Linked DNA regions of Homo sapiens: region 1 is linked to region 2. A link is a loop called in an ENCODE intact Hi-C map of the cell type or tissue named here. Cell type or tissue: A673. All regions are shown on one strand. Links, peaks and the distances in the headings refer to the core of each region. The heading gives the core; the rest is flanking DNA.

Region 1 (2,911 bases), core at 286-2,785, 190 kb after region 2:
CTGAAGATTAGTATTTCTATTTCTTTAGCACTTGGAATTTATAAGTGGCTTATTACCATTGATTACTGGTGCGATGTAATATCTAGGAAAGGGGCTGGGCACGGTGGCTCATGCCTGTAATTCCAGCACTTTGGGAGGCCGAAGCAGGTGGAGTGCTTGAACTCAGGAGTTCAAGACCAGACTGGGCAATGTGGTGAAACCCCATCTCTACAAAAAATACAAAAATTAGCTGGGTGTGGTGGCTCACGCCTGTAATCCCAGCTACTCAGGAGGCTGAGGTGGGAGGATCGTGTGAGCCATGGAGGTTGAGGCTGCAATGAGCCAAGATCGCACCACTGCACTCCAGCCTGGGTGGCAAAGTGAGACCCTGTCTTTAAAAAAACCAAACCAAAACAAACAAACAAACAAAGCTAGGAAAGGAATCTCCCCACTTTCAAAGGGAGCATTATTTATATTAAGTGCCTCTCTGTAGGTTGGAATCTTTTTGTGACATAAACTCTTAAGTGTGTCAAAATTCCAGGTGACTAACATTGAACACAAGAGAGAAAGAAAAGCCTTGGTGTAATATGTTGACAAAAATCTGTAAAAAATTACAAACTAATGTTTATTAAATTTTGAGCATTTTTTTTTTTTTTGAGAAGGAGTCTCGCTCTGCTGCTCTGGCCGGACTGCAGTGGTGCGATCTCGGCTCTCGGCTCACTGCAACCTCTGGCTCCTAGGTTCAAGTGATTCTCCTGCCTCAGCCTCCTAAGTAGCTGGGATTACAGGCACCTGCCACCATGCCTGGCTAATTTTTGTGTTTTTAGTAGAGACGGGGTTTCACCCTGTTGGTTAGGCTCGTCTTGAACTCCTAACCTTGTGATCCACCCGCCTCGGCCTCCCAAAGTGCTGGGATTACTCTATTCTGCATTTGCCTTTATATTTTTATTCTATTCTCTACGTTTAAATAGTGCTTTATAGCCCACAAATGGTTTTCTGAACAATATCTCAATTTTTTTCCTCCTCATGTAGTATCTTGGGCAGACGAGGCAGTTATCTTAAAGATTTTAAAAATTAGAAACCTGAGGCTTAAAGAAATATTTTACCTGAGGTAAAAAACAAGACAGTCTATTTGAGGGCAAATGGGAGATTGATAGTTTACACTGAGCACTTTTTCAGGATGCTATAGCTACTGGTCAAAGCCTCAATTTCTTTCACCTGAGGGAAACTCTGTGTTTTTGCTTTGGTGTCTTAACTGTGCCTTTTAGAGACTCACCTTGATCCTAACACTTATCTGCTCAGTGAGACCCACAGGACTTCACCTGGGCCCCCCCAACATTTGTCACCCCCTTCGCACAGTCCTCAGTGTGGCCATATCCCAAGTACGTAGTACAATTCTGTTTCCAATATCGGAGCCACTGTTTCAGCTGTTTTGCGTGCTTCAGATCAGAAGAAATTGATCCCTTTAACTAGGGAAAATTATGGATGAAAGGCCGTTTTCTTACAAATATGGATTTAGAAAGAGAAAGGCTGTGCGTAGCTGACACCTACTGGACAGAAAAGGTTATGGCTTGGGACATGCTGCTTGTGATAGTTAAAACACAAACACACACAACCCCCACGCAGTCATGTTCTAATATTCCCCTACTCCCCCCTTTTTTAGAGACAAGGTCTCACTCTGTCACCCAGGCTGGAGTGTAGTGGCACAATCACAGCTCACAGCAGCCTCAAACTCCTGGGCTCAAGTGATCCTCCCGCCTCAGCCTCCCGAGTAGCTGGGACTACAGATGTGCGCCACCACACCCGGGTTAATATTCCCTTTCAGAGACAAGTTAGACGTGTCTGCTAATGCAAAGGAATAGAGCACAAAGCTCATGCACTCCATTCCTGATTTTTTTTTCTAGATCCAATAGACAGCACTTTATTCTTGCTTTTTGTAACAGAGCTGGGAAGTCTGAGGTTACCAACAAAGGACCCAAATCTCTCCCTGGAGTCAACTCACAGTCCATGCGCTCACTCCATCCTTCTTCTCGTAACTATGTGCCCCATATCTATGTGCTTTAGTTTAAAGCAGAAGGAAACCCTGCTTTAAATTAAAGCCAACTTTCTTCCCAGAGTCCCAGGGATCACTGCCTATGGTCGATTAGATGGGGCCTTCCTGAGCCAGTAGTTTTAGATGCCTTTACTTCATTAGAAAATGAAAAGCAGATGAAAATTAATGAGAAAAGAAGAAAAAATTAAAAAAAGAAAAGGCCAAAATAGGTCAGAAAGAAAGGAAGATGAAATGAGGAGACTCGGTCAGTGATTAAGCCCTTTTTAGTGTATGCTCTGTTTGCCTTTTGGGCATATTCATAAGTTCAAAGGAAGTTGTGTCTTCTAGGGTTTATGCAGTCCTGAGAATTTGGATGCAGCTGACCCTGCTTTGTTATGATGGTTAATTAATTCAGCTCTTCTGGAGATAATGATGAATCCTTGCTCTGACACCAGAGACAAAAATTCCAACAGATTACTCCTCTGTCTGCTGCACTTGGTGGGATTCCATGGAGCCAGCCCAGCACTAGTGGGAAAGAAATAAAGAGGCACTGCCTGTGGCAGGCCAGATCTCCGCATTTTCTTGATTCTTTTGCTGGGTCCAATCTGTCATGGGGCCTTAACAGTCTTCTTTCTCAGGATTTAAGTGACTCCAGCTTTGAATACTTAAATATGGAAACTTCCCCTTCTTAATTGGTTTTCATTATGTTTGACAAAGATTAGGGTTTTTTTTTTTTTTTTTAGAGATAGGGTCTCACTCTCACTCTGTCACCCAGGTTGGAGTGCAGTGGTGTGATCACAGCTCACTGCAACCTTGAACTTCTGGGTTCAAGTGATCCTCCTGCCTCAGCCTCTCAAGTAGTTGGGACTACAGGTGCACACCACTATGCCTGGCAAATTT
Region 2 (2,911 bases), core at 164-2,663:
CACCTACCTCCTGAATAAGCTAAAAATATTTCCCCAAGGAGTGGCTGGGATCTGCAGCATTCCAAGGAATTAAGAATTCTGGTTTGATCCTTTTGGTTCACAGGATCCCTAGCAGCAATCCTCAAGAGCCTCAGCAGATTGGAGAGATGCCTCTTTGATTCTGTCCCAGAGCTAAAGATTGGAATAACTGTCCCTCCCCCTCTAAACCCACAGTCTGCCACAAGAACATTTTAAACCTTCCTCCATGATGGGCAGCAGAACTCCCTGACTAGTCCTCCAGATCCTTCTCAAGCACAGAATAGAGAGAGCATGATGGTGAGTGAGGATACTGTCCTTCCTGCAGGTCTTCAGTTCCACCACACTCTCCTAAGGGAAGGAAGAAGCCAGGCCTCAATGCTGTACCTCTCTCTGGAGGCAGCAGGCACAAGTGGAATGGAAGTGATGGAAAATCCTGCTTTTATGCAAATTGTAACTATAAACTCATTATAGTCAATATGAACATTGTATGGCTAAAGAATATCTCCAGCCAGGCATGGTGGCTCACGCCTGTAATCCCAACACTTTGGGAGGCCGAGGTGGGTGAATTGCCTGATCTCAGGAGTTCAAGACCAGCGTGGCCAACATGGTGAAACCCCATCTCTACTAAAATACAAAATTAGCCAGGCGTGGTGGTGCAAGTCTGTAATCCCAACTACTCGGGAGGGTGAGGCAGGAGAATCGCTTGAACCTGGGAGGCTTGCAGTGAGCTGAAATCACGCCACTGCACTCCAGCCTGGGTGACAGAGCGAGACTAAAAACAATATCCCCACAGTTGTCAGAAAAAAGCTTTTGTGAGACCAGCCTGGGCAACTAAAATACAAAAATACAAAAAATAAGCCAGGCATGGTGGTGCATGCCTGTAATCCCAGCTACTCGGGAGGCTGAGGTGGGAGATCACTTGAGCCTGGGAAGTCGAAGCTGCAGTGAGCCATGATCACACCACTGCACTCCAGCCTGGGCAATGGGAGTGAGACCCTGTCTCAAGAAAGAAAAAAAAAAAAAAGAAGTTTTTGGGTACAGAGTTGATCCCAAAGACTGTGGTCACTTTAAAGAAGGTTTCTCAACCTCTTCACTATTGGCATTTTGAGCTGGATAATTCTTTGTTATGGGGGCTGTCGTGTGCACTGCAGGATGTTTAGCAGAACACCCACTAGATGTCAGTAGCATTCTCCTTCCCCTGCCCCCGGCCACCCACCAGTTGTAATAATCACAAACGTCTCCAGATGTTTCCAAATGTCTCCTGAGGGTAAAATCACCCCAGGTTGAGAACTACTGCCCTAGAACTTCTCTAGGTTTGGTCAGCTGCCAGGATGGGGACTCCCAGCTCAGCAGGATGTTCTTTGGGCTCCCAGCCACGCCAAGAAGTGTTCAGGCAGACCTGGTTCAGGCCAGTCCCTTCCTGGCTAAGAGCTCTTGGAATGACTGGAATCTCCAAACCTCTATAACTGAGCTGAAGGTCTAGTGACTCTCTGCATCTCTGAAGCTTGAGACCACCTCAGGACAGCTTCACTTGCTTTTCCACCCAAGGTGCCCCTTGTCACTTACTCTGCACACTAGCTTAATTTGCAGGCAATTTCCAGAGTTACCCTTTGGTGACCAATCTGCTCAATCCCTTAAAGATCTTCTCATCAGGATTATTAGAACACTAGGAAGGCTGGGCATGGTGGCTCACGCCTGTAATCCCAGTACTTTGGGAGGCCGAGGCGGGTGGATAACCTGAGCTCAGGAGTTCGAGACCAGCCTGACCAACATGGCAAAACCTGGTCTCTACTGAAAATTCAAAAATTAGCTGGGGGTGGTGGCACGTGCCTGTAATCCCAGCTACTCAGGAGGCTGAGGCAGGAGAATCGCTTGAACCTGGGAGGTGGAGGTTGCAGTGAGCTGAGATCATGCCATTGCACTGCAGCCTGGGTGACAGAGTGAGACTCTGACTCAAAAAAAAAAAAAAAAAAAAAAAAGAACACCAGGAGATGTGATATAAAGGAAGATATCACATTATCTGGAAAAGCCTAAAAGCTTGATGTTTAGCAGGGGACTTCCTATCCCTAGTGTTACAGAATAACCTCTCTCCTTATCCCTCCCACTCTGGTAGGATTCAGTACAGCATTCATTCAATATGGGAGGCCTAAAATCAACCCACCCATCACTCTTCACTTATCTCTCCAGACTGAAGAAAAATTTATAGAAACTGAGCTCACTCACAGAGAGTACAAGATCCCGCTTGCGCCTGGAGTTCTTCTGCCCACTTCCTCTGGTCCTGCATGGGGAAACGGTCAGCCCTAGAGAGTGTCTCAGCTCCCCAGTGCTCCCAGGGCCTGACTCTTCCAAGGCACTGTCCAGCGCAGCAGCGGCATTGAGCATGTCCTCAGGGCGGGGTGGTGGCAGCTTGGTTCCATTTTCTGGTCCTGTCTCTGGGGTTGCCCGCTGGATTGCCAGTTGTGTGGCTGGTGAGAGTTGCTTGGCATAAGCAGGGACCAGAACTCGCTGTACTGCACCCTCAGAGGCCACGTAATCATCCACCAGCTAAGAACATAAAAAATAATAGCCTATTAGCCAGCCAGGCTTAGGGGAACCTGGTTAACCATCATTCTTTGGCTAAGAATAGTGAACAGAAAGTGGAAAGAAGGGGAACTCTAGCACAGTCTTTAATGGTCAATGGCTTGTTTCTCTGGGACTCCTATGAGTGTTGGGCAAATATTTCTTGTGTGTACAGGGCCTCTCATGTTGGGTTGTTACCATAGGGCTGCTCACAAGGAGAAAGCATGTTTCTGACACTGTTGGTGAATAGTCATTTATGGATAGCTCTTGGATATAAGAAATGGAGCTAGATAAGTGTTTTGTCTGAAAGGACTGGGTGAAGAAGTGATGACAA

Evidence for each region. Hi-C counts contacts between places; a loop is a spot of excess contacts. Peaks named below come from ENCODE experiments on the same cell type or tissue, not always from the same donor. Only the 100,000 strongest peaks of a DNase experiment are listed, where the experiment ranks them.
Region 1: it touches region 2 in a loop (4-fold over the local background); 14 of 110 quality-filtered maps call a loop at or near these places.

Annotation. Positions count from the first base shown.
Region 1 is chr14:23,185,726-23,188,636 of GRCh38, forward strand. It overlaps a transcript of RNF212B not described here. Among named protein-coding and RNA genes, the nearest start is that of SLC7A8, 3.5 kb to the left of the region's middle. In A673, for the core only: a CTCF peak has its summit at 1,532 (motif pointing left); a DNase peak (open chromatin) is centred at 1,526.
Region 2 is chr14:22,993,707-22,996,617 of GRCh38, forward strand. C14orf93 (chromosome 14 open reading frame 93) reads right to left here. Exons shown (of 7, transcript NM_021944.4): 3 at 2,242-2,562. The region is part of intron 2 of AJUBA-DT (AJUBA divergent transcript); the gene reads left to right. Among named protein-coding and RNA genes, the nearest start is that of AJUBA-DT, 11 kb to the left of the region's middle. In A673, for the core only: a CTCF peak has its summit at 1,190 (motif pointing right); a DNase peak (open chromatin) is centred at 1,235; H3K27ac peaks cover 731 bases.